Linked DNA regions of Homo sapiens: region 2 is linked to region 1. The links are chromatin loops, found by intact Hi-C in ENCODE. Cell type or tissue: heart right ventricle. All regions are shown on one strand. Links, peaks and the distances in the headings refer to the core of each region. The heading gives the core; the rest is flanking DNA. Region 1 overlaps SNHG14 (small nucleolar RNA host gene 14). Region 2 overlaps SNHG14 (small nucleolar RNA host gene 14).

Region 1 (8,336 bases), core at 292-8,291:
TCTTGCAACTACTGCCATTGTAGCATTAAGGCAGCTATCGGCAATACAAAAATGAACAGCATAGCTGTGTTCCAATAAATATTTATTTAAAAAAGAAAGCAAACATGCTGGGCAGAATTTGACCCTCAGGCCATATGCAAACAAAAAAATATGTGATGTTGTTCATTCCAGCACAAGGGTGACAGACATGGTCTCTGCAGAAAGAAGACTGGTTTTGTATTCACACTTCGCCACTAATTGCTGCTTTGAAAAGGCAAATGCATTTTACATTTATTTTCTCATCTAAACAATGTTTCATTTCATAGAAAACATCACACATATATTTTCTGAGCTTCAATTAAATGTATAATTTCTTTCTTTCTTTTTTTTTTGTAGAGACAGAATCGCACTCTGTCCTCCAGGCTAGAGTGCAGTGGCGGGATCTCGGCTCACTGCAACCACCGCCTCCCAGGTTCAAGCAATTCTCCTGCCTCAGCCTCCCGAGTAGCTAGGACTACAGGCGAACACCACCACCCCCGGGTAATTTCTTTTGTATTTTAGTAGAGACGAGGTTTCACCGTGTTGCCCAGGCTGGTCTCGAACCCCCGAGCTCAGGCAATCTGCCTGCCTCGGCCGCCCAAAGTGCTAGGATTACAGGCGTGAGCCACCGCACCCGGCCTAAATGCATAATTTCAAAAGAATACGTGGCGGAAAATAATCACTTAAAAAGTACTAGCTGAAAGTAGTATTGTCCTTTTGCATTCCGGAGGACTATATTTAAAAATACTTTTTTAAATATATTTTAAAAATATATTTTTGAAAATTCAACCTTGTATAATTTTTCTTAAATTACAAATATTCTATAAGGAGATACTAAAACTCTGGGTTTCGAAAGTGTGACCCTGAAGCCTCTACAAGTCCTCTCATATTAAAGGTATATTAGTGGAAAAGATAAACAATAAAGAATATATAAAGAATCTTAAGGACAATACAGAAATGATTAAAGTAGTATCTCATTTCTTAAAAATGACAAGTTCAGTATTTTTGAAAAGGATTTCGTTTTTTTCAAAGAACGCAAAAAAGATAAAATTGTTAATATTGAGAGGGAAGGATATACAATTACTGGTCAATGTTTATGTAACAAGAGGAGGGGCTGTTACAGAAATACAATACAATTTTTCATGGGAAAACAACAAGCAAACTCAAGGCTAATGCACACATAAAGTGCAAGACCAGAACAATTATACGAAGCCTAGAAAGCAAATTTTTACGAGTAAAACGCAGGTTAACGCTTGCGAAGAAAGGGAGACTCCCGGCGGGCGCCATAAGCGGAACAGACCCTCGGGGCGCACGGAAACGGAAACCGGAAGGAGAAAAGGCGCCCCAATTCCGCCTGCGCTGTGCAGGCGCGCCGAAGATCGGCCCCTGCGGGCTGCCGTTCTCCCCAACTGTCAGGTGACCTTCCCGTAGCGCACTGCGGGTTTGTCGGCCGCTCAGAACGGTGGCACATTTCTTGCGGGCTGCGTGGCAGCGGTGGTTGCGGTAATAGCCATGTGGGTAGCAGTGAGACCCGTGGGGCTTCAGGAGCCCTAGACCCGCCACGGAAACTTGAGCGAATACGCCAGAGCTCTCTATCAGATTGGAAAGCGTTTTAAAGAATAACTTAACAAGGCTTTAACCTAAGAAGTCCCGTTCATTTTGTGAACTGTAGTGGTACTGAATATATGTATGGAAACACACACTCATTTACTCAAGGATTTAATGTGTCACAGTTAAGAGTCAACTAGTTTTACAATCAAATTTTATGTGTTTGTCCATGGTAACACAATCGTGTACATGCATGTTTGTAAGTGAAAGAATCAGCCACTAGCACTCACATCGTTCTTTAACCCGTGCACTACTTAAGAGCAGGTGACTGGAAAAGTGAGCATGGGCCAGGCTTCCCTGTATCGTTGCTGGACATTATTAGATTGCATTTTTTTTCTTTTTTAGACGGAGTTTCGCTCTGTCGCCAGGCAGTGGCCCGATCTTGGCTTACCACAACATCCTCCTCCCGGGTTCAAGCGATTCTCCTGCCCCAACCTCCCGAGTAGCTGGGATTACAGGCGCGCGCCACTGCGCCCGGCTAGTGTGTTTGTGTGTGTGTGTGTGTGTGTGTGTGTGTGTGTGTTTTGTAGAGATGTTTCACCATATTGGCCAGGCTGGTCTTGAACTCCTGACCTCAGGTGATCCGCCGGCCTTGGCCTCCCAAAGTGCTGGGATTACAGGCGTCAGCCACCGCGCCCGGCCTAGGTTGCATTTTTTAATTCCACAGCATCTATGCATTATGTTTAAGTTTTAAAACAAATTGTAAAAATCCTGCTCAAATCAGCAGTCATTCTTGGTTCCTGGACCCCACCTTTTTTTCTGTACTTATTTAGGTTGCCATTGGTTCCTGTTTCTGTTGATGCTAGATGGCACTGTCAGCACATGGTTCTTCATTCCCTAAAGCTAGTGTAGCACGTGCTTCTGAAATACAAATAAGGTGACTTTAAGGCATGAAAGCAACCTGGACTTGGAGCTGAAATGTCCTTTTCCAGGTGGAGAATTCATTATTGAACTAGCATCTTTCGTAGGGAGGTCTAACTTGAAGAGTAGATTTTATCTGAAAATACGAAAATTTTCTGTGGCCATTTTTCCTGGACCTCAGGCTGTCTCACATTTTCCCCACCCATACTTTTCCTTTGTCTGTACAGAATCTGAACCTAAACCCCATATATTTTTTTCTTCAAATGTATGAGACCCAAATTCTCATTTTACAATTTCAACAGCTGTGTTCCTAAGTGAGCACACCCTAGCTAATGTCTGGAACTACAGAAAATTATAAAATACCAACACATTGACACGGCATTAAATATCTTAAAAATCTAGCCCTGGTATATATTTCTAGCTTCCTTCAAGTGTACTGAAATTGCTGCTCTCCTTGCGATGTCTCAATTTTTTTTGCATTCTATACATTCCCATTCTCTACCTCAATACTAATCATCCTTTGTTATTTATTAGTTCTAATTTACATGGTTTTCAGCTGCTTATTCTTCATCTATTCAATCACAAACTGCCTCTTCGAGGAAACCTTCAATTACCACTTAAATTTGGGTTGTATGCTCATGCATTTTGTGGATTTCAACAGAGTAATGCACATTTCCTACTACAGCATCTTTTTTTTTTTTTTTTTTGAGATGGAGTCTCGCTCTGTGGCCCAGGCTGGAGCGCAGTGGAGCAATCTCAGCTCACTGCAACCTCTGCCTCCTGGGCTCAAGCGATTCTCCTGCCTCGGCCTCCTGAGTAGCTTGGATTACAGGCGCACGCCACCACACTCAGCTAATTTTTGTATTTTTAGCAGAGAAGACGTTTCACCATGTTGGCCAGGCTGGTCTCAAACTCCTGACCTCAGGTGATCCACCATCTCAGCTTCCCAAAGTGTTGAGATTAAAGGCATGAGCCACAGCTCCTGGACCTACAGTATCTTTAATCTGATTTTTATTGCCTATTTGTTGAACGTCTGCTTGACTTGTGCTTTAAATAAAGGAGAAATGTATTTTGGGTTGTAGATGATACTTATGTGGCCAAAGGAAAAAAAATGTACACAAGTGATAAAGACATTAGTCTGCAAGACAAATTAAAAACAAATATTAAAAGGCAAGATTTGAACCTGCATAAGTGTTAGCAAGTAGAAAGAGTGTTGAACACTCCTTATTTTTAAAATTTTTATTTTTTTTGTTTTTTTTCTTTTTTTTTTGAGACAAAGTATCACTCTGCTGCCCAAGCTGGAGTGCAGTGGCACAGTCTCGGCTCACTGCAACCTCCACTTGCCAGGTTCAAGCGATTCTCCTGCCTCAGCCTCCCGAGTAGCTAGGACTGCAGGCATGTGCCACCATGTCTGGCTAGTTTTTGTATTTTTGGTAGAGATGGGGTTTCACTATGTTGGCCAGGCTGGTCTCGAACACCTGACCTCAGGTGATCTGCCCGCCTCAGCCTCCCAAAGTGCTGGGATTACAGGCATGAACTACCGCACCCGGCCTAAAATTTTTATTTCTGTAGAGACAGTGTTTTGCTATGTTGCCTAGGCCTTTCTCAAACTCCTGGGCTCAAGCAGTCCTCACACCACAGCCACTTAAATTGCTGGGATTACAGGTGTGAGCTACCATGCCCAGTGGAAAACTCTTATACATACATATTAAAGTTCAATGGGGGGAAAATTGATTTTTCTATCAATGTTCTAGGAAATTGAATATTCTTCTGTTGCGGTGGGGGAGGGAATAAAAATCTCACCTTTGACCTCACATTACATACAAAATGATCACCAGATGGTTCATTGACCTGAACTTAAAAACGATTTAATGTAGCATTTAGATTGAAATTGAGAAAAATAATTTCATGACTATTGTGTAAAGCACAATTTCTGAAACTAGACTTAGGATGTATTTATCATAGAAAAGATATTCTAACATAGTTGATGTAAACAAAGATTCTGGAGACAGACAAAGTCAAGCTCAGGTTTTTCTACTCTTTTCCTGTAAGGCTTTAGCTCAGATTCACAACTGGAACTTGGGAGTGGTAATATTGCCTACCTCTTGAAATGTTGTGAGAATTGAATGAACTAATAATACTTAAAACCTGTAGACTAATAGCACATCTATACTAAACATGAAGTCAGCATTTTCTCATACAGTGTTTTCTAAGGAATTGAAATAGTTATTATTTGAGTCAATTGTAAAATGCATCATTATTTTATGTCACAATATAGGAATAAATTCGTAGACTATAGGACAAATACATCTTATCACTTACAATTTTATATTATTACTGAAAAAAACTTTCAACTACTATAAATGCAGGTATTAGTCTTATATCACTTCTATGATGACAAAGATGGAAAATATAAGCAGAATACACTAACAACAGCATTCCTAAAATTCCTGTCACTCAGATCAAACTCTTCTGAATCACCTTCAACACACCCTGTCCATGATTTACCCCACATTGTCATCATCTTTGCTAATCAGGAACTTTGGTGACATCACATTTCTTGACAGAGTCCTACTCTCCTATTTATGAGATTATTCAACCTACTGACAGCATCTCTGTAAGTTTTGATGGTGATCATATCACCAGAAGACGTCAATCAAAGGTTTTCAGATCAAGTTCATGCATGTGCAGACAAGGACAGCCATATTATGACTAGATTCTGGCAAACTTTGTTTTTACAATGTCAATTTTAAGATGCATCTGTACTTGAACGTTGTTAAAAGGTGCACTCTAACATCAGCTGATTACACTATTCTTTCATTTACTGCCCACTTATCAGTATAAACCCACGGTGGATAGACAGTTTTGCATCTACCACCTTTACTCTAAAGCCTGAGAACCAAAGCTCATCAGCCCTCATTTTCCACTCTGACATTGGTCACTCCTACTCCAGATTGACATATGGCTCGTTTTTGGTCTGCCACTCTGCCTTTTTTTTTTTTTTTTTTTTTTTTGAGACAGAGTCTCACTCTGTCACCCAGGCTGGAGTGCAGTGGTGCGATCTTGGCTCACTGCAAGCTCCACCTCCCGGGTTCATGCCATTCTCCTGCCTCAGCCTCCCAAGTAGCTGGGACTACAGGCGCCTGCCACCACGCCCGGCTAATTTTTTGTATTTTTAGTAGAGACGAGGTTTCACTGTGTTAGCCAGGATAATCTCGATTTCCTGACCTCGTGATCTGCCAGCCTTGGCCTCCCAAAGTGGATTACAGGCGTGAGCCACCGCAGCGGGCAGCCTTTTTTTTTTTTTTCTGAAGATGAATATTTAAGTGAGTTTGTTTTTTTCTCATGGAGTGAATGAAGTATGCTGTGGGAGGTGCGAGGTTTCTTGAATTGCAAATGTCCAAATTACTAGTACATACATATTTGCTATTCTGATCTCAGAAGTGAGAAATGTGGTCTAGATCAGCTGCATCTCTCACTCCAGGTCATCAGATCCCAGGAACTAATTTCCTCATTGAAGGTAGGAATGAGATGTAGAGAATATACTCCGTGATTTCAGACCATAAAAAGAAGAGTTGGCCAGGCACGGTGGCTCACGTCTGTAATCCCAGCACTTTGAGAGGCCGAGGCAGGTGGATCACGAGGTCAGGAGATCGAGACCATCCTGGCTAACACGGTGAAACCCCGTCTCTACTAAAAATACAAAAAATTAGGCAGGCGTGGTGGTGGGCACTTGTGGTCCCAGCTGCTTGGGAGGCTGAGGCAGGAGAATGGTGTGAACCGGGGAGGCGGAGCTTGCAGTGAGCCAAGATTGCACCACTGCACTCTAGCCTGGGCAACAGAGCGAGACTTTGTCTCAAAAAAAAAGAGAGACAAAATATTTGCAGGAGAATTGCTTGAACCCAGGAGGCAGAGGTTGCAGTGAGTCGGGATCGTGCCATTGCACTCCAGCCTGGGTGACTGAGCAATACTCCGTTTCAAAAAAAAAAAAAAGAAACAAAAACAAAAGAAGAGTCTTGATTTTGTGGTTGTCCCTGGGACTGTGGTATGTAGTCCCATGGCTTTGTAGACTAGGTATGGTTCCTGAACACACCCTCTTGCTGTCCAGCAGAGTGATGTCGTTGTGCTATGGGAATCCCTGTTGCTTTTTTTTTGCGGGCAAGGCGGGAGTAATTGGTAAGCTGATTCTAAAATTCATATGGAAATTCATGAGATCTAAAAGAACCACACTGGTAATGAGAAGCAGAACAAAGTTGGATTATGGGATTTCTAAACAATATAAAGTGATAGTAATGAGGACATTGTGGTACTGGCATAAGGACAGTGATATAGGTCAATGGAATATAAGTGACTGTCCAAAGATTAACCCTGACATTTATGGTCTATGGATTGCAAAAGTTGCCAAGGCAATTCAATGAGGAAAACTATTTTTTTTTTTTTTTTTTTTTTTTTGAGACGGAGTCTCGCTCTGTCACCCAGGCTGGAGTGCAGTGTGATCCGCCCGCCTCAGCCTCACAAAGTGCTGGGATTACAGGCGTAAGCCACCGCACCCAGCTTTTTTTTTTTTTTTTTTTTTCGAGACGGAGTTTCACTCTTATTGCCCAGGCTGGAGTGTAATGGTGGGATCTCAGCTCACCACAACCTCTGCTTCCCAGGTTCAAGCGATTCTGCTGTCTCAGCCTGCCAAGTAGGTGGGATTACAGGCATGTTTCATCACACTCAGCTAATTTTTTTATTGTTAGTAGAGACGGGGTTTCTCCATGTTGGTCAGGCTGGTCTCGAACTCCCAACCTCAGGTGATCCGCCCGCCTTGGCCTCCCACAGTGCTGGGATTACAGGCGTGAGCCACTGCGCCCAGCCTAAACTATATTTTCCAAAAAAAAATGTATTTTTGACTGGGTATGGTAGGTGGGTGGATCATCTGAGGTCAGGAGTTTGAGACCAGCCTGGCCAAAATGGTGAAACCCTGTCTCTACTAAAAATACAAAATTAGCCTAGTGTGGTGGCAGGCACCTGTAATCCTAGCCTCTTGGGAGGCTGAGGCAGGAGAATCACTTGAACCCAGGAGGCAGAGGTTGCAGTGAGCTGAGATTGTGCCACTGCACTCCAACCTGGGCAACAAAAGTGATACTCATGTCTCAAAAAAAAAGTTATTTTAAAAATGTATCTTCATGGTCTGAAATTAATGGTTTCTAAGATATAACACAAAAAACACAAGTAACAGAAGCAAAAATAGATAAATTCATCTATTTTTTAAAATGTTTGTCATTCAACATATACTATCAAGAAGTATAAAACAACCCTAAAAAGAGGACAAAAGGCCGGGCGTGGTGGCTTACGCCTGTAATCCTAGCACTTTGGGAGGCTGAGGTGGGCGAATCATGAAGTCAGGAGATCGAGACCATCCTGGCTAACATGGTGAAACCCCGTCTCTGCTAAAAGTACAAAAAAATTAGCCAGGCGTGGTGGTGGGCGCCTGTAGTCCCAGCTGCTTGGGAGGCTGAGGCAGGAGAATGGTGTGAACCGGGGAGGCGGAGCTTGCAGTGAGCCAAGATTGCACCACTGCACTCTAGCCTGGGCAACAGAGCGAGACTTTGTCTCAAAAAAAAAAGAGACAAAATATTTGCTAGTCATATAGGTAATGAGGGTCTACTGTTCAGAATATATAAAAGATTGTCACATCTCAAAAAATAAAAGACAAATACCAACTAAAAATGGGTAAATTGTATAAATAGACATTTCTTCAAAGAATATGTATCCCCAAAGGGCACATAAAAAGATGATTGACATCATTAGTCCTTCAGCAATGCAAATCTAAATCACCGTAAGATATACTTCATAAAATTAAA
Region 2 (8,336 bases), core at 247-8,246, 59 kb before region 1:
CTACCAAAAATATAAAAAGTTCGCCTGGTGTGTTGGTTTGAGCCTGTAATTCCAGCTACTTGAGAGGCTGAGGCAGGAGAATCAAGCGAAAATCGCTTGAACCTGGGAGGTGGAGGTTGCAGTGAGCCGAGATCATGGCGTGGCACTGGACTCCAGCCTGGGCGAAAGAGCAAGGCTCCAGCTCAAAAAAAAAAAAAACGAATTAGAAGCAGAAACTCAAAGAGGTATCTGCACACCCATGTTCATAGCAGCATTATTTGCATTACCCAAAAGGCAGAAGCAACCTAAACATCCACTGATGGATTAATAAATAAAATGTAATGCATACATGCAATGGAGTATCATTCAACCTCAAAAAGGAAGTACATTCTGATGCATGCTACAACATGGATGAATTTTGGAAACACTACACAGAATGAAATAAGCCTGTCACAAAAGGACAAATACTGTATGATTCCATTTATACGAGATATCCAGACTAATCAAATGTCATGGAGACAGGAAGTAGAATGGTGGTTGCCAGGGGATGGGGTGTGGGGAGGAGGAAACGGAGTTATTATTTAATGGGCAATTTTCAGTTTTGTAAGACAAAAAGTTCTAGAGCTAGACAGTGGTGATGGTTGCACATCAATGTGAATGCACTTAGTGCCCCTGAAACGGGTAAGATGAAAATTTTATGTAATGTTTTTACAATTTAAAAAGTGCAAAGCATTATCAAAAAGTAGCAAATACACTAGATTCACATGAAAAGCAAGTCAAGATGAAATTTTTTTTTAATTAAAAAAATTTTTAGAGACAGTCTTGCTCTGTCATCCAGGCTAGAGTACAGTGGTGAGATCATGGCTTGAACTCTTAGGCTCAAGCAGTCCTCCCACCTCAGCCTCCTGAGTAGCTGGGACTACAGGTGCACATCACCATGCCTGTTTTGTTTTTGTCTTGCTTTTTCGTTTTTTTTGTTTTGTTTTGTTTTGTAAATACAGGGTATCACTGAAAATTTTTTAAATACTAAAAAGTGTCAATAATTATACATTTCTAGGGAAATTGTTTTGATTTTTTTGTTTGTTTGTTTGTTTTAGACGGAGTCTCGCTCTGTCGCCAGGCTGGAGTGGTGTGGCATGATCTCGTCTTGCTGCAATCTCCGGCTCCCTGGTTCAAGTGATTCTCCTGCCTCAGCCTCCCAAGTAGCTGGAATTAGAGGCACGCACCACCATGCCCAGCTAATTTTTGTATGTTTAGTAGAGAGAGTTTCACCACGTTGGCCAGGATTGTCTCGATCTCCTGACCTCATGATCCACCTACCTCAGCCTCCCAAAGTGCTGGGATTACACACGTGAGCCATCGCACCTGGCCGGTTTTATTACTTTATAAGTTACTGGCAAGATACATTTATTTCTCATCAGCAGTAAATTCCATTGATAACTGAAAATAAGTAAAATATTTCTTTGGTCCCTGATGTGGTTTGAGTCTGTGCCCCCATCCAAATTTCATGTCAAATTGTAATCCCCAATGTTGGACGTGGGGCCTGGTGGGATGTGACTAGATCACAGGGGTGGATTTCCCCTTTGGTGCTCTTCTTGTGATATATCACAAGATCTGGTTGTCTGAAAGTGTGTGGAACCTCCTCCCCTTGCTCTCTCTCTCCTGCTTCTGCCATGTAAAGATGTGCCTGACTCCCCTCTGCCTTCTGCCATGATGCAAGTTTCTTAGGGACTCCCCAGCCATGATTCCTTTAGAGCCTTCAGAACCATTAGCCAATTAAACCTCTTTTCTTTATAAATTACCCAGGCTCGGGTAGTTCTTTATAGCAGTGCAGGAATGGACCAATACAGTCCCCAATTTCCTGACCTAACTATCACTAGGCCCTTGGTCCAAATTTGTACCATGTTCAAATCTGACTCCGTTTCTGCCAAAATTCTGGTTTCCAACACCTTCACAGTTCAGCACCGCCATCCCTACCAGATATCAGGAACATGGGCTTTCTGAAAATTAACATGGGAGCCTAACTTGGCCTCCTAATTCTGGATGCCAAGCAGCAAATTAAGCTTTCTCTAATTCTCACCACAAAGTTTTACACAAAATCATGGAATATAAAGAAGTATCTTTTGGCAGCAGGTTCAGAATTCACAGGAAAGTTGCAGTCATCTTCAGTGGGAGATTAGGTGCAAAAGGGAGAAATAACACAATTTTTTTTTTTTTTTGAGACAGAGTCTTGCTCTGTTGCCCAGGCGGGAGTGCAGTGGCATGATCTCGGCTTACCACAACCTCCGCCTCCTGGGTTCAAGTGATTCTCCTGCCTCAGCCTCTCAAGTAGCTGGGACTTCAGGCATGCGCTACCATGCCCAGCTAATTTTTGTATTTTTAGTAGAGACGTGGTTTTCACTATGTTGGCCAGGCTGGTCTTGAACTGACCTCGTGATCCACCCACCTTGGCCTCCCAAAGTACTGGGATTACAGGGGTGAGCCACCGCACCCAGCCCATGATTTTTAATTCTTCTCTGTCTGGCCCCAAAGAGTGAGCACCCATAGTCCACTTTTTCCAGAAGCAAGAAGGACTTTCTTATGCTCAACCTTATTTTAGGGCAACTTTTCAGACTCCACTGCTCTGAAAACTCTCCTGTTTAAAACTTCCCTTGATTATATTTGCTCCAAATAGATCACACATGCTTGAGATGACATGTTTAAAGCAAATGACCTCCAGTCCAGACTTCTTGGCGTGGGCAGGACTCCTTAAAAACACTGCAGCCTCCTCTCTCTTCCTTACCTTGTTCCCAAAATGCTTCCCACTTCCCACTCAAGAAACAAAACATTCCCTATCCACTCATGGTCCTGTCACATCCAAATCTTAGCTCAGATTCTTGCCTCCTAACTTACAGAATCTCTTTCTCCATCCTTCTGTTCTCAGCTTGAACCCTTCAGAAAGCTTCTCAGGAATGTTTTGCAGGCAGAGACCCATTCACAAAGCACAATCCCTACATCAGTACTTATATTTATGTTTCATATGATCTCACCTATTAAACAAAAATCGAACTTTTTTTTTTTTGGAGACAAAGTCTCGCTCTGTTGCCCATGCTGGAGTGTAGCGGCATGATCTCGGCTCACTGCAACCTCAACCTCCCGGGTTCAGGCAATTCTCCTGCCTCAGCCTCACGAGTAGCTGGGACTATACGGGCATGCTGCCATGCCCAGCTAGATTTTTGTATTTTAGTAGAGATGGGGTTTGACTGTGTTGCCCAGGCTGGTCTCGAACTCCTGAGGTCAGGCAACCGGCCTGCAACGGCCTCCCAAAGTGCTGTGATTACAGGTGTGAGCCACTGAACCCGGCACAAAAATTTAACTTCTACTAGACTGAAACCTCTGTGATGAAAGCACTTTTATCTTGCTAACTTGTGATCTCCCAACAAAATATGCACAAGCAACTGAGTACCTGCCCCCATCTGGCCATATAAATCAGAGGTCAGCCAAGCACGGTGGCTCATGCCTATAATCCCAGCACTTTGGGAGGCTGAGGCAGGCAGATCACTTGAGCTCAGGAGTTTAAGACCAGCCTGGGAAATATGGTGAAACCCCGTCTCTACCAAAAATACAAAAGATTAGCTGGGAGCGGAGGCACACGCCTCTGCTTCCAGCTACTCAGAAGGCTGAGATAGGATTGCTTGAGCCCGGCGGGTGGAGGTTGCAGTGAGCTGAGATGACGCCACTGCTTTATAGCCTGGATGACAGAGTGAAACCCCATTTCAAATAATAATCAATCAATGAATCAGGCAGAGATCAGCAGCCTTTTTCTGTAGAGAGGAGAGCCAGAGAGTAAATATTTTAGGCTTTGAGGACGATCACTCACAACTACTCAACCTTTGTAGTGTGAAGTGTGAAAGCAGTCACAGACAATATGTAAACAAGTGGGCATGAGTGTATTCCAATAAAACTTCACTTATGGACCGTGAAATTTGAATCTTATATAATTTTTATTAAATGCTATTCTTTTGCTTTTTTCAAGTATTTATTTATTTTATTTTTTGAGACAGAGTCTCACTCTGTTGCCCAGGCTAGAGTGCAATGGCATGATCTCGGCTCACTGCAACCTCCGCCTCCCAGGTTCAAATGATTCTCCTGCCTCAGCCTCCTGAGTAGCTGGGACTACAGGCATGCACCACCACACCCAGCTAATTTTTGTATTTTTAATAGAGACGGGGTTTCACCATGTTGGCCAGGCTGGTCTCGAACTCCCAAACTCAGGTGATTCGCCCGCCTCGGCCTCCCAAAGTGATGGGATTACAGGTGTGAGCCACCGCACCTGGCTCAAGTATTTAAAACCATAAAAAACTTTGTTAGCTCACAAGCCATACATGTATGCATAGCAGTCCAAATTTAGCCACAGGTTGCACTTGGCTGACCCCTGGTATAAATTAATACAGACGGAGTCAGTCCCTAAATTTGTCTCCATGATCTCATTCTTTCTGTTTTCCAATTAGCCTGTGGACTTCCCCGTATCTTACCAGAAGACTGCCTTGATGAAAATCCTTCAATGAATGCCATGTACCCTCTACTCAATGGGCCTGCCCACCTGGTAGACCCCACACCTTGTCTCCTCTTCTGTTTCTCCTTATACCTGTAAGTCAGGACTTCTGCCCTTCTGGCAATCCCTTTGATGTGTTCAGTTCCCTTGACTGTGAATGGCCATCAAATTCTCCTCTATTTTTAGTAGAAACAGGGTTTCATCATGATGTCCAGCCTGGTCTCGAACTCCTGACCTCAGGTGATCCGCCCACCTCAGCATCCTGAAGTGCTGGGATTACAGGCATGAGCCACCGTGCCCAGCCTAAGACCTAGGGGCTTGCCTCTGAACCCCAACTCAACCACCGTTTTCCCCAAGAATCCCCTCCCAGCCTCTCTCCTCTAGGCTCCTACACACACCATACTAAGCTCATTATCCTCTTGTAGATATCAGGTATGTCTGATTGTTTTTTTTTTTCTTTAAACCAGCCGCCCTCCAGAGCCACAGATGTTTTCCTAACAGCTGGCAAAAAGTCAACTTTTCTTTTCTTTTTGTTTTTTTGAGACAGGGTCTCATTCTGTCGCCCAGGCTAGAGCACAGTGGCATGGATCTTGGCTAACTGCAGCCTCAACTTCCCAGGCTCAAGTGATCCTCACACTTCAGTCTGTCAAGTAGCTAGGACTATCAGCACGCACCTCCAAGCCCGGCTAATTTTATTTTTTGTAGAGAAGAGGTCTCCCTGTGTTGCCCAGGCTGGTCTCAAACTCCTGGACTCAAGTAATCCTCCTGCCCCAGCCTCCCAAAGCGCTGGGATTACATGCATGAGCTCCATGCCCAGTCAAAAGTAAACTTTCAATCAAGATTACAGACTTGGCCAGGCATGGGGGCTCACGCCTGTAATCCCAGCACTTTGGGAGGCTGCGGCAGGTGGGTCACCTGAGGTCAGGAGTTCCAGACCAGCCTAACCAACATCGTGAAACCCCATCTCTACTAAAAATACAAAATTAGCTGGGTGTGGCGGCACATGCCTGTAATCCCAGCTACTTTGGAGGCTGAGGCAAGAGAACCACTTGAACCTGAGAGGCCAAGGTTGCAGTGAGCCGAGATTGTGTCATTGCACTCCAGCCTGGGCAACAAGAGTGAAACTCTGTCTCAAAGGAAAAAAAAAAAAACATTTACAGACTCAATGACTCTTATTGGTGGAATACACATTATGATTGACAGAGATAGTCTTCTTGACCAAACTCTAGCCAGGTTCCTCTGAGCTGCCTTCTCAACTAGGTCTTACGCTGGGCACAGTGGCTCATGCCTGGAATCCCAGCACTTCAGGAGGCTGAGGCAGGCGGATCACCTGAGGTCAGGAGTTCAAGACCAGCCTGGACATCATGGTGAAACCCCGTTTCTACTAAAGTACAAAAATTGGCCAGTCGTGGTGGCGAGCACCTGTAATGCCAGCTCCTCGGGAGGCTGAGGCAGGAGAATCACTTGAACCCAGGAGGCGGAGGGTGCAGTGAGCCAAGATCGCACCATTGCACTTCAGCCTGGGCAACAAGAGCAAAACTCCATCTCAAAAAACAAAGAAACAAAGTCAGTCTTAACCCTGGCCTATAAATATTTGAACAAAATACTAACATAGATTCTAGCATCTCAAGGCCATATCCCCTGGTTGACTGTATCCCCCTTAAATAGCCTGCCTGAAAAAAGTGAAGCCTCCCAAATGAATTTACTCTTTGTTCCAGCCAACAGCAGAAGATAGGGCCCCTGTCTCCTGGCCTCTGTGCGAGGGTCATAGTCTAACTTCAAACAGCACCAGTTAGCAATCCCAGGTAGGTTTTACATGGAACCACCACTTTTGGTAAATTTTTACTTCTCTGACTCAACTGAGCATACCCTACCCCACAACTCAACTCCCTCCTATTCCCTGATTTTCCCTTTGTGGGTGAAGCAAAGTCTTTTTTTTTTTTTTTTTTTTTTTTTTTTTTGAGACAGGTTCTCACTCTGTCACCCAGGCTACAGTAAAGTGGTGAGATCTTGGCTCACTGCAACCTCTGTCTCCTCAAGTTCAAGGGATTCTCCCACCTCAGCCCCCTGAGTAGCTGGGACTACAGCCATGTGCCACCATTCCCTGCTAATTTTTGTATTTTTGTAGAGACAGTGTTTCACGATGTTGCCCAGGCTGGTCTCGAACTCCAGAACTCAAGCCATTCACCCCCCGCCCCTCCACCTCCCAAAGTGTAGGATTACAAGCGTGTGGCACCCCGCCCAGCCTAGGTCTTGATGTATTGCCCAGGCTGGTCTCAAACCCCTGGCTCAAGCAATCCTTCTGCCTCAGCCTCTGCAGTAGCTTCATTCCAGTGTCCAGTAGACACCCAGCTTCATTCTTCCTTTAAAATACCCAGTCACCTCTGTACACACCAAAGTTGAGTTCAGTTCATGCTGGACTTTCTTCACGATTACAATAGTTATTAGTGATTAAAATGTGTCCTTACCACTATAACTAATACCCAGCTTTTGTTTTTCTTTAACATAATTAAGGTAGAAAAAACTGGAATAAAATCATTCAGTATATCCTGGCAGCATTATTAATACAGACAGGGGCCAAGGAAGGAAATGTTGTGCCAGGCAAAAATAAAAACCAGAAGAAGCAAAACTAATTGCAAAGTTCCTAGTAATCAAATAATATGACTTTTTTAAAAGTTAGCTTGTAGTAACGTACTCTCAACTAGAAAAAAGTTTTATAGAATTTATTAAAGCTCACTTTTTTGTTTTTTGAGACAGAGTCTCACTCTGTCGCCCAGGCTGGAGTGCAGTGGTGTGATCTTGGCTCACTGCACCCACTAGGGCTCCCCACCTCAGCCTCTTGAGTAGCTGGGACTACAGGTGTGCACCACCATGCCTGGCTAATTTTTTTTTTTTTTTTCTGAGACAGACTCTTGCTTTGTCGCCCAAGCTGGAGTACAGTGGCACAATCTTGGCTCGCTGCAACCTCCACCTCCCAGGTTCAAGCAATTCTCCTGCCTCAGCCTCCCGAGTAGCTGGGCTTACAGATGCTCACCACCATGCCCTGCTAATTTTTTATTTTTAGTAGAGACGGGGTTTCACCATGTTGGCCAGTCTGGTCTTGAACTCCTGACCTCGGGATCCACCCGGCCCGGCCTCCCAAAGTACTGGGATTTACTGGGATTACAGGCGTGAGCCACTGCACCCAGACTTTTTTTTTTTTTTTTTTTGTATTTTTGTAGAGACAGGGTTTCCCTATGTTTCCCAGGCCGGTCTCAAATTCCTGAGCTCAGGTGATCCTCCCTTCTCAGTCTCCCAAAGTGCTGGGATTACAGGTGTACCACAGCCAGCAAAGCTGAGTTCTAATAAGGTATAGGTGAACCTAGACAGATTTCTGAAGGCAATAATCTATATTCTGAGAATTTAAGGACATAGGCAAAATAAAAAATATCTATGCATAAAATATTTTTTGCCCTCATGTAAAATAATATATTTCTCCATCTCATCATTGAAATAAAAAGAAACCTAATAAATCATCTATTTAACATTTACTCATAGACCCAATCACTATGAAAGATCAGTCTTGAACAGTTTTTTTTTTTTTTTTTTTGGACTGTGGTGTAATTTTTATATTTTTTATCTAGAAAAAAATTTATTATTTTTATTTATTTATTTTTGAGATGGAGTCTCGCTCTGTCACCCAGGCTGGAGTGCAGTGGCACAATCTCGGCTCACTGCAAGCTCGCCCTGTCACTACAGGCACCTGCCACCACGCCCAGAGAATTTTTTGTATTTTTGGTGGAGACAGGGTTTCACCGCGTTAGCCAGGAGGGTCTTGATCTCC

Evidence for each region. A loop is a pair of places that touch in the nucleus more often than their neighbours do. Peaks named below come from ENCODE experiments on the same cell type or tissue, not always from the same donor. Only the 100,000 strongest peaks of a DNase experiment are listed, where the experiment ranks them.
Region 2: a loop joins it to region 1, with 4 times the contacts of the local background. A loop is called at or near these places in 4 of 110 quality-filtered maps.

The regions. Positions count from the first base shown.
Region 1 is chr15:24,871,475-24,879,810 of GRCh38, reverse strand. All of the region lies in intron 2 of SNHG14 (small nucleolar RNA host gene 14), which reads right to left. It also overlaps a transcript of SNRPN not described here. Among named protein-coding and RNA genes, the nearest start is that of SNHG14, 52 kb to the right of the region's middle. In heart right ventricle, for the core only: no CTCF peak of the experiment used is centred there; no DNase peak of the experiment used is centred there; H3K4me3 peaks cover 959 bases.
Region 2 is chr15:24,929,977-24,938,312 of GRCh38, reverse strand. The region is part of intron 4 of SNHG14 (small nucleolar RNA host gene 14); the gene reads right to left. It also overlaps a transcript of SNRPN not described here. Among named protein-coding and RNA genes, the nearest start is that of SNRPN, 21 kb to the left of the region's middle. In heart right ventricle, for the core only: no CTCF peak of the experiment used is centred there; no DNase peak of the experiment used is centred there; H3K27ac peaks cover 1,942 bases.